3 separate regions of the Homo sapiens genome follow, and regions 1 and 3 are each linked to region 2. A link is a contact called in ENCODE Hi-C or POLR2A ChIA-PET data. All regions are on one chromosome and are shown on one strand. The core of a region is the stretch at or near the end of the contact, and the rest is flanking DNA. Distances in the headings are between cores, read along the strand shown.

Region 1 (3,650 bases), core at 757-3,256, 260 kb before region 2:
GAACCTGGGAAGCGGAGGTTGCAGTGAGCTGAGATTGCACCACTACACTCCAGCCTGGGCGACAGAGCGAGACCCTGTCTTAAAAAAATATAAAAAGATAGTAACTTAGGAAACAGCCCATTAGAGCATCTTTATTACAACCTGTAAAACCTGCACATGTACCCCTGAAACTAAAAGTTAAAAAAACAAACAGACTCTGAAAGACACATGGTTTTATACCTATTTCTTCAAAAAACCCACCCTAGGCAACTGTAAAACAGAATAAGCTGAGGAAAGAAACATTCACAAGCTCCACTCCCAGACCCACCCACATGTGATCTGCGCTGCCTAGAAGGTTCCAAGTAATCTGCAGAGACTCAAATAATGGGGATAGGAAGTGAGCAATAGCAGGAGTAAGGTTCCTCAGTCTTTTTAGGGCTGAGGTGGCATTACACATAATCAAAGCGGCCCCACAGATATTTTAAATAATCTACTTTATGACATTTTTTTTTAACTGGGTCTCACTTTACAGGCAAAGATGGGTGAGAAATGCAATTCTCCTCCAAAAGTTTTCATGCATTTTTTCTTTTCTTTTTTTTAAATTACGAGATAGAATACAACTTCCTGTCCAGAGTGTGCTCTTTCTATGGCTTTTTGCTTTTAAAGGCGCTTTCCATATTAAAGATGAATGAAAATGGTCACTATCTCTTTCCCCTTGGCTGAAGTACAAGGAACCTGAATTCCATTTGCACCACCTCCCTTACCTGCCTCCAACCCCCAACAAAGAGAACATCACAGGTGGGCTGCATGAAACAGAACGTGTAAATGCAGGTCCAAAATGACTTGGTGAATCACAGGTCTGGGGCCAGGTGTTTTCAAGCTTGCTCTCAAAGGGGATTAATAAAAAAACAACGGGGGAAGTCTAAAATATTTATCCACTTACACAACTTCAGACGATTTAAGTTCAAGGGCCGGCAGGCAGGCAGGCAGGCACCTTCCAGGCAAAGAGCTAAGGGAGACCCGGAAAGGGCAGGCTTTAGCAATTCCTCCTTTGGAAATTCAAACCTGGGGCCGCGGGCTGGGGTGTTAGCGGGGAGTGGGGGTGGTAAGGGGCTTGGCCAGTATCCTTCGTTCAAATGCAAATCCTTAGACTGAACGTACCTTCTCGGTCACCAGGATTACGGCGTGGGCCGTAAGGGCTGGAAGGCTGGTGGCCAGCGGCGAGGGGACTTTCCGGCGCGTCAAGCCCTTTATTATAAACCCAGAAGGTCGCTGTCACTCGCATTGGCCAGGAGGCCCACGGGCTCCGGGAACCAGCTGCTCAGCCGACAAACAACGCAAAGGCCCAGGGTGCCGGCGCTCCGAGCCAGCGTTCTGTGCCGGCTCCTCCCTGGGCGGCTGGTCCCCGGAGGAGGTGAATTCCGCGGGCACGCCCACGTCCCCATCGCGGCAGACAATGCGCAGGGTCCCCTCCTGCCGGCTCTCTGGACCCTCAGCTGTCACCGCGGCCCGGGCCGGGGTGGGCAGGGGACCCGGCTGGACAGCTAAGCTCGCCCCTGCCGGGGACTCCGTGGAGCGGCTGCCGGCCCCGTGCCCGCTCCCTCTGCCTCCACTTCCCCGGAATCCCAGCGTTGCCCCGGTCCGGGAACGCCCGGCATTGTCGCCGAGGGCCACTCTTCTAGATGTCGTATTTCAAAGACTTCCCTCCGCGAAAATAGCTTGAGACCGTCCCCGGCTCTCGGAAAACATCCAAACCAGCCCCCACCTCCCCCCGAAAAAAAAGAAAAGGAAGGAGAGGAGCCGAGCTCCGAGTGCGCAGGGCCCCGCGCCCGGCTCCCTGAGGGCGCCGCAGGTGCTGAGCGGCTGCGGCGCCTGAGCGCCGGCTGCCCCGCAGGTGCGGGCGGGGGGGCGGGGGGTCCCCGCCTCCCGGTCCGGCCCCGGCCCCGCGCCTCACCTGCGCCGCCGAGGCCCGCGCTCCGCAGCCCAGCCCGGCCCGGCCGCCGCGGGCGCTTCCTGCTCGCGACTTCCTGGAGCGGCGCGCGGGAGGCCCCGCCGCCCTTTCACTTTCCCTGGCCCGCGGGGCGCCGGCGGAGCCGCGCGGCTCCTCCCCCTCCCCGGCCGCCGCGACCCCCGGCTCCGGCCCCGGCCCCGGCGTGCCCAGGGTCGCACCAGCCCCGGGGCCACCGGGCGGGGGCGCCCCCACGCCTTGCGGCACTGCCCGGCCTTTGCGGGCGAACCCGGGTCATGGCCCGCGCCTTCCCCGGCTCCGAGGGCGCACGGGCTTTCGCTGGCGCGCTCCCCACCGGCCTCCGGGCAGTCCCAGGCGGCCTCTGCACCCCTGGCGCTCTGTCCTCAAGGCAGGTCTTCCCCACAGGCGGCGAGGGTCACATGCCGCCGCGCCCCCACCCCCAAAGAGGGCCTTTGCTTGGCCTCCCGGCTTCTATTCCTATTGTGTCATGTCAAGGGGCACAATCATGAAGACTAGCACTCCATAGCGTGGAAATGCGGCACGCGGATTTGGCTATGTCGAACCAACTTGTAAGCCAACTTGTGTCCCACCTCGCAGGCACGTGACAGAGGCAGCTCCCTGTTAGGCTGCGGGAGCCCGCCGGGTTCTTACCCTTGCGGGCCAGTGCCCTGGCACACAGGCTCCCACGTCACCCCAGAAACAACTCTTCTCCTTAGGCAGCCCCAGGGAGGGGCCTGGCCAGTCCCCTAGAAGCTACTGCCGAACACCCACAGTGGACCCCCAGGATGGCTTCAGAGCAGAGGGGGCTCCCAGCCCACTCCTCGGGGAAGAGCAAAGTGAGGCAGAGCGGAAATTTTCCGGGGAAAAAGCCTGCCCCCGGATAAAACAATGTTTAAGGATAAAACCAACCCGAGGCCTGGCTGTAAATGTCCCAACAGGCCAGTGCCCCTCGCACCCTTCCCCAGGCACGTTGAGCTTCCCTCTGGAGAATGGAGAAGGCATTCTTCCCTGTGTTTGGCTCCCCTGCCCTGCTAGGCCTCGCAGTTTCCCCCTGGGGCCCTGCTTTGTTTCTAGAACACTCTGATGTCTGTGTCTCTCTTTGCTGAGCTGGGCTGCGTGAAATCCATCACTTTGTTAGGCATTTGAGAAGCCTTCTGCAGGCAGAAAGAAAACCTGCCCACTTCTTTGCCACGCAGGGTTCAGCCCCAGGAAGCCCGCCGGCCCCTCATTCCGCAAGCGGGATGGCCCAGGGCTCCAGTCTTCTCCTTTTGGCCAGGTTTTCTTCAGACCTTCTTTCTCTCCGCAGGCCCCCTGTGCCAGTGCTTTCTCCTCTCTTTTCTAGCTCTCCATTCCCGGTGATAGCCCAGTGTGGCTCCCACCCCTCTCTCCAATGGTCTCCCCAGCCCTGGCCCTTGCCATTGGTTCGGCTCGAGGCTACCCCTCTCTCACTGCACTTGTGCAACAGCGTTCTCACTTCCAAGTTCTACCTCCTGCAATCCACTCTTTAAGCTGCCTCAAGTTGCCCTCCTAAAGCAAAATCTGATCTTGTCATTCCTGATTTTCAAACCTTTCGGGCATCCCATCACCTACAGGTTTTACACTTGAAAGGCGATAATACAAGCTCAGGATATATAGGACACCTCGGCCTCATATGGAGACAGCTTCTTCCCACCCCCCCTCCCCCCCACCCAGTTGTACTGAC
Region 2 (3,413 bases), core at 611-3,110:
TGCCCAAACCTAAAGCAAACCTCCTTCCTCCAAGCACTTGTTCAATTTGCAGACTCATCATTTTACCATCAGGAGAGTCAAAACAGTAGGGCCTGGAGGCAAACTAGTCAGGTCTGAATCCCACTTCCCTCCTGGGTAGGTCACCGACCGACCGTGGGCCTCTGTATTCCAGAGGAGATAGTGACAGCCCTAGCTCCTCACAGGGTATGGTCAGGCAAGTTCATGTCTGCTGGGCGCTGAGCTGTCCCTGTGTTCGTTTCTGTTGTTGCCTTTGTGTTGTGATCCCTGCCGTTCCTGCCAGCAATACCACTTAGTGCTGCTGTTGCTTCCCTTCATGTGTCTGGTGGGTCTCTCCCAAGCCGATCCCTGCGGGGTCTGGGGGCCACCTTCCTATACCCCGCACACACCCCTTGTTGGGCTCCTGACCCTGCCTCCATGCCAGCAGCACAGCATGCCAGGGAGGAAAGGGGTAAGTGCAAGAGAGACAAAGCACGTTTGTGTTATGTTCCCATCAGTGAAAATGAGACTCAGGAATGGCCCACATGGAGGGTACCGCGGGAGAGACCCTGACCTCACACAGGCAAGTTCTGTCCACTGGCGCTCACTGTGTGTGTGACCCAAAGAACTAAAATCTCAATGACCATGAGCGGCCACCAGAGGAGGCCTGCAGGGAGGCTCATGGGTGGCCCCTGACTCATTCCCTGGGAGGTCCCAGCCCTGTTTTCAGGGCTCTCTTCCAACAGGCTAGCTGGACTGTGCTCCTCCACGTTTGGGCACCACTGCATGCGGCTGCCTATCTCTGGGAGCCTGGAGTCCCCCTCCATGCAGGATGCCCAGAGCACCCACGGGAAACCAAAGACCACTGAGGCATGGGGCAGGGAATGGGAAGTGAACTGGGTTTGGATCTGGCTTCCACCCCCTCTATAATGCCTTCAAAATAAGACTGGAAGCACCAAAGTCCCCAAAGAGCTGGGTCCACTCTGCTTGTCCCCTGGGAACATGGCTTCAATGGGATGTGCCACCCCAGGAGAAGGTCAACACGCGCAGCTAGAAACCCTCAGTTCCTCCTCCAGTCTTCATCTCTCCTCCTGTCCCCAAGAGTCCTCAGTGGTTTAGACTTAGAATCCTTTAAACGCCCCCTCCCCCTGCACCCCCATATGTGTTCACACGTGACCCAAGACACACAACACACGGGCACCTTCCTCACCCAGTGAGGACTCTTCATCCCCCTCTCACTTTTTTTTTTTTTTTGAGATGGAATCTCACTCTGTCACCCAGGCTGGAGTGCAGTGGCGCCATCTCGGCTGACTGCAACCTCCGCCTCCCAGGTTCAAGTGATTCTCCTGCCTCAGCCTCCCAAGTAGCTGGGACTACAGGCGTGCACCACCATGCCTGGCTAATTTTTGTATTTTTAGTAGAGATGGGATTTCATCATGCTGGCCAGGCTGGTCTCAAACTCCTGACCCTGGTGATCTGCCTGCCTCAGCCTCCCAAAGTGCCGGGATTACAGGTGTGAGCCACTGCGCCTGGCCCTCCCTCTCACTTCTTTACAGCTCCATACCGTCTTTTTACTTTTTTGATTTCAAACTGCCTTACATTTACAAAATGATGATGCTGATGATGGCAATAGCTGATGCTTATATAGATCTACTATGCCGCAGGGCACGATTCTAAGCTTTCGCATACATTAACTCACTTAATTCTCAACACAGAACTCATTTAATTCTCACCAGAACCCTGCAAGGTCCATATTTCAATACACCCAGATGAGAAAACTGAGGCACCAGAGACCTAAAATAACCTTCCCCAAGAACCATAGCTAGTAAGCAGAAGTGAAACCGACCAGAAACAGAACTTAAACTGAGTGGTCTGGCTCCGGAGTCCACACACAATATGACACTTACTTTCTGTGCAGATCACTTGCTTGTGAGATGTGAGGAAGAAAAATAAATGAATAAATCAATGAAAAATAAATGTGCCCACGAGCCAGCCAGGCGGTAATCTCAGCAACACACCCCAGGCCCGGCGCCCCTCCCTCATCCCAGTCCCCTGCCTTCACCAGATGTCCCCACTCTCTTGAATGGTATTACATCCTTGTTTTTCTCTATCTTGCACCACGTTCGTATTTATCCTTTAACAATTTTGGTGACTTTTGAATGTTTTGAAGTTTTTAGAAAAGGCATCACATTGCATGTGTTCCAGGAATTGCTTTTTCTCCCTCTCCATTATCTTGTCCATGAGATCTGTTCTTGTTGATGCCTGTAACTGTGCTTCATTTCTTTTCTGGGCTGTATAATATTCCACTGTGGACCCATCACAGTTTGTTTATTCGCTCTTTTTTTTTTTTTTTTTTGAGAGAGGTCTTGCTCTGTCACTCAGGCCAGAGTGCAGTGGCACAATCATGGCTCACCGCAACCTCAATCTCCCTGGCTCAAAAAGTCCTCCCTCAGCCCCCCAAGTAACTGGGACTACAGGTGTGCACCACCATGCCCAGGTGTTTTTTTTTTTAATTTTTTAAATTTTTTTATTTTGCAGAGGCAGGGTTTCGCCATGTTGCCCAGGCTGCTCTCGAACTCCTGGGCTCAAACAATTCACCCGCCTCGGCCTCCTAAAGTTCTGAGATTACAGGCGTGAGCCACCGCACCTGCCTGGTTTATTCACTCTTCTTTCAATGAGCATTTGGGTCATATCCAGTCTTGTTGTTGTTATGAACAGTGCTGCTGAGAGCGCTGTATTCAGGTCGAAGTGAAAATGCTGGGCCACAGAGGGTGCGTATCTTCAACTCAGCTTCATGAAGCCAAACAACGTCTGTGGCAGCTGCCCTGCACCCCCCACGGGTGGTGCCTCACAGTCTTCCTTGCTCCAGGGTTCTCTAGTTTAGACAGAACTGCACTTCACTTCGCTTCCCTCCACCACTGCTGTCTGGACAGGTCCCAGGAGTCCTGCAACAGACACATCTCCACTCTCACACCAATCCTCTAATGAGGCCCCTCAGCAACTACTATCTTTCCAGATTTTACAGAGAAACTGGCTGGGGGATAAATCAGATGACGACGGAGATCATGACAATCTTACTGCAGCTTGAACAGGTTTAACAAATAAGCAGAAAGAAACCTAATCTTCTTTATCCTCCTCTCTATGCTTCCTACCACTTTTCTTTTTCAAAACGTTGCTCTCTCATGACCATCTTTGCTTCCTTTTCTTTTGTATAATATTAGTGACCTCAGGCTGCCCCAAGAAAATGCCACAAAATGTGCCGTCTCACCGTTCTGAGGGCAGAAGTTCAAAATCGAGATGTCCGCGATGCCACACTCCCTCCGGAGGCTCCAGGGGAGGGTCCTTCCTTGCGTCTCCAGGCTCTTGCTGGCCCCAGGCGTCTGTGGGCTGTGGCTGTGTTACTCCAACGGCTGCCT
Region 3 (3,629 bases), core at 711-3,210, 420 kb after region 2:
CTGGGCCATCTCACTCACGGCGTGTCCCTCTGACCAGGTGGACGGCGAGTACAGGTACCGCTGCGGCACTTGTGAGAAGACCTTCCGCATCGAGAGCGCGCTGGAGTTCCACAACTGCAGGACAGGTGAGGGCGCCGGTCACGTCTCCCCTCGGCCGCTGTGCGGTACGGATTCTAGATACGCCGCGGAGACCGTGGAACTTTAGGCCAAAGTAAAGATTGTTTTCATGAATAGACAGCCTCACTTTTAACATTTCCCTCTGTCCATTTTGCTTCAAAGCAGTTGTTACCCTAAAGATACACAGATGGAAACTTTCCAGTAAAAAGGGATTGATTTTCTTCCTGCATTTGTCAGCCGAGCTGCGTATGGCCCCACACTGAGAGCATTGTAAAGCCGGGGTCCGTTCTGGCTAAAAACAGGGAGCAGCAGTGTCCAATGTTTTCTAGGGCCGTCTGAGGAAGAAAGGAAAAGATCAGGATAATGGCTGGAGGAGTGTGAGCGCTCCTCGCTTGCTTGCAAAGGTTGTTCCTAACCGCGAGCCCTCCTCCATCCACATCTCCTGCGGCGTCCAGGGTGGAACGGGGTTGCCCCTGCACGCATTCTTTTTGTTCTGAGCCTGCTTGTGTGCACCAGCTTCCAAAAATAAAGCATTTTCCTTGTGTGAGGCCTGAAGCCGGGTGTGCCTGGACCAGCCTGTAGTGGAGAGGTGGCCTCTTCGGGCCTGGGGGGCGTCTGAGGCCCCTGTCTCTCTGGCCGAATTTGCTGCTGGCAAGTAAACAGACCAAAGGAAAGCCAAGGCCGTCCTGCCGGCTGCGCTTCTCCACGTGGCCCGAGGACGCCCCTGTATTCTGCAGTGATGACGTGCACCCTCTGGGATGTGGGAGTCACACCTTCCCCATTCCCAGTGGTGGGTGGCACTGGAGGCCCAAGCAGTGGGGGTCCCCAGCGGGGCACAGAGGGGTGAGTCACTGTTGCCTTTGTGTCCCCCTCTCTCTAGGACTCATAGCACACCCTGGAGAGGGGGGGCCCGGCGGCAGTCGGCTTAGAGACCTACCAGGTTAGCCTTCGACGCCCACCCCGTCCTTGTCCGCCTGCTCTGTGTCTGTCACTTGCATCTCTGTGTTGTTCTTGTTAAGGTGCCACCCGCCCCTGTGTTGAGAACAGGGCACCTGCAGCAGCGGACTCCCAGGGGCTCTGACCAGGGCTGTCGCACATGGGCCATGTGAGAGGCCCTGCTCCCTTGCCGTAGCTGCTGGGCGCGGGGGGCCCTTGGTGGGGTTGGCTAGTTCTACTCTGAGGGCTCCTATTTGAAACCAGGGTTTGGTTCTTCCTCCCTGATGCCTTCTTCCTGGGGTTGGACTGTTCTGAGGGGCAGGAATGAGTCATGTTTTGCCTAAGCTTTAGCAGCTCTGAAGGATCCATGTCTGGCATGAGGTGGCCTCCAGAAGCTTCTGGATGAATTTCCAGTGTGCCGCACCTCCTGCATTTTAAGCCCTCCTATCACAAGAATTCCCAAGAAACCTGGGGCACAGTCCCCTGAAGACTTCCACTTAACGCAGCCCCGGCCAGACAGATGAACCTTCATCTTGTTTGCGAACCTCCCCTTGGGGTCCCCGCAGTCCTGCAGGAGTGTAGCAGGCGAGGGTTTCGGGGTTCCCAAGAGTGATGCTACCAGCTAAGGCGCTCTGGTGAGGCAGACTCAAGGTTGAGGAAGAGGCATTGCCCTCTGATATTTTCAACTATTTCTCTGGACCCAAATAAAACAAAGTACTAGAAGCGGCTAAGGCAGCAGCAGCTTCCTGTCAGCCAGAGGTGCTGTTAGGCCAGGTGCTGGCCTTTGTTAGTCACCTAGAACCCGCAGAGCGCCAGGGACCTGCATCGCACCACCTCTTCCCCTGAGATGTTCTAGTTTCAAAGGTTACCCGTTTTAGACTGAACAGAAAGGATAAAAACCTTGAAATGGAGCTTGTTTGCATAATATATGATTTGCATGCTCTTATACTTATTTATAGTATTGAAGTTAAGAGAATGTGTATCTTCCTTAGACAATTAAACCAAGAATTTGTACCAAGAATTAAACCAAGAATGTGGGAGTCACGCCTTCCCCATTCCCAGTGGTGGGTGGCACTGGAGGCCCAAGCAGTGGGGGTCCCCAGCGGGGCACAGAGGGATGGGTCACTGTTGCCTTTGTGTCACCCTCTCTCGAGGACTCATAGCACACCCTGGAGAGGGGTGTGGGGGGCAGTTTTAAAATGTTACAGTCTTGTGGGTTTTTCTGAAGCTCCCTCCATGGGACCTGTTGTGGTGCCTGTCCCTTGTGGTGTGACCAGGTGCTGGTGTAACTCATCTTCGTGTTCCTTGTGCTGTGTCTGACCATAAGTACTGTGCTACGGAATAGCAAAGGCTCACGTCCAGGCCCTCAGGCAAAATGCGGCCCACCAGCCTCCCCCAATAATCCCCTCTCCATCCCCAGGTGCCCTGCACCCCTCTCCCTTCGTCAGACCCCAGTAGGCAGCTGTTCTCAGTGGCTCATTTATTCAGACATAAACCTAGATCCCCTCGGCGCAGGGTTATTGGAGGGAGAAGCATTGTTGGGACCCAGTGCCCCTGTGGGTTCCTGAACTGGCAGTGAGTGGGTGGCTGCGGGAGAAGCCACCCTCGGCTTGGCAGAGTTGTCCGGGACAGCTGGGGAGTGGCCTGAAGTAGGTTCTCTTTCCATGGTCACGAGGGGCTTGTGAGGGAGAAAGCTGAAGCTCTTGGCAGCACCATTGCCTTCCACGGGGCGGCAGGACTAGTGGAGCCACCTGCCCAGGAGGGGGTGCTCATGGGTGCTGATTTGCACCTGCCTGGGAGGGGGGCTCACTTGTATTGGTTGGTACCTGCCTGGGAAGGAGGCTCACCTGTGCTCTTTAGCACCTGCCCGGGAGGGAGGCTCACCTGTGCTCTTTAGTGCCTGGCTGGGAGGGAGGCTCACCTATGCTGTTCAGGAGGCCCAGGTTGAGGGGAGTGTGGCAATCCAATGCCACAGCACTGTAAAGGTGTGGCCTATGGTGATCCGTTGCCACAGCACTGTAAAGGTGTGGCCTGTGGTGATCTGATGCCACAGTGCTGTAAGGTGTGGCCTGTGGTGATCCGATGCCACAGCGCTGTAAGGTGTGGCCTCTGGTGATCTGATGCCACAGTGCTGTAAAGGTGTGGCCTGTGGTGATCCGATGCCACAGTGCTGTAAGGTGTGGCCTGTGGCAATCTGATGCCACAGCGCTGTAAGGTGTGGCCTTTCACAAAGCGCTTGGCTCTAGTGGTCCCATTCCTAAGAATTCATGATAAAGAGATTTGACAGAAGAAAAAAATCTGCATTACTAAAGATTCCATCACTAAATTATCTACAGTGTCAAAAATAGCAAAGTGAGTTTTGAGAAGTGAGCTGGATGGAATATCACGTAGCCATTAAAGTGATCATGAAAACGTCCAGCACTGTAAACACGCACGCCTCAGACGCAGTGTGTGAAGGACACATACCATGCGGTCGTGTGGATCCGGACAGAGCCCATCAAATCTTAAGCCAAAACGAAACTGAGGGCAGTGGCTGTATGGATAATGTTTCACTTTATAGAAGGAAGGCAAGCAGT

What was found. A loop is a pair of places that touch in the nucleus more often than their neighbours do. ChIA-PET counts read pairs that join two places held with the same protein, here RNA polymerase II (POLR2A). Pooled maps may share reads with other maps.
Region 1: a loop to region 2 is called in a pooled map, with 2.6 times the contacts of the local background. The contact joins the promoter of SLC37A1 here to the enhancer-like site in region 2. A Hi-C loop is called at or near these places in 4 of 168 maps with a recorded cell type or tissue (B cell, Right ventricle myocardium inferior, naive thymus-derived CD4-positive, alpha-beta T cell and 1 more), 13 of 37 single-sample maps with no recorded cell type and 15 of 50 pooled maps. POLR2A ChIA-PET finds 5 or more read pairs at or near these places in 7 of 52 experiments (Caco-2, GM12878, activated CD4-positive, alpha-beta T cell and 3 more).
Region 3: a loop to region 2 is called in a pooled map, with 3 times the contacts of the local background. The contact joins two enhancer-like sites. A Hi-C loop is called at or near these places in 2 of 37 single-sample maps with no recorded cell type and 4 of 50 pooled maps. POLR2A ChIA-PET finds 5 or more read pairs at or near these places in 1 of 52 experiments (WTC11).

Annotation. Positions count from the first base shown.
Region 1 is chr21:42,512,208-42,515,857 of GRCh38, reverse strand. SLC37A1 (solute carrier family 37 member 1) reads right to left here and starts at 2,006. Exons shown (of 20, transcript NM_001320537.2): 1 at 1,141-2,006. RefSeq lists enhancers at 1,086-1,315, 2,157-2,879, 2,880-3,602 and silencers at 1,476-1,575, 1,586-1,665, 1,886-2,245.
Region 2 is chr21:42,247,843-42,251,255 of GRCh38, reverse strand. The region is part of intron 2 of ABCG1 (ATP binding cassette subfamily G member 1); the gene reads right to left. Among named protein-coding and RNA genes, the nearest start is that of ABCG1, 30 kb to the right of the region's middle. Within about 2 kb of position 1,860, at least 3 of the 41 ENCODE cell types and tissues checked have a DNase peak (open chromatin) inside an H3K27ac peak, as active enhancers do; they include GM12878, where a contact is called at or near this core.
Region 3 is chr21:41,831,933-41,835,561 of GRCh38, reverse strand. It overlaps PRDM15 (PR/SET domain 15), which reads left to right. Exons shown (of 24, transcript NM_001040424.3): 11 at 38-125. Among named protein-coding and RNA genes, the nearest start is that of PRDM15, 46 kb to the left of the region's middle. RefSeq lists enhancers at 1,114-1,233, 2,014-2,083. Within about 2 kb of position 1,960, at least 5 of the 41 ENCODE cell types and tissues checked have a DNase peak (open chromatin) inside an H3K27ac peak, as active enhancers do.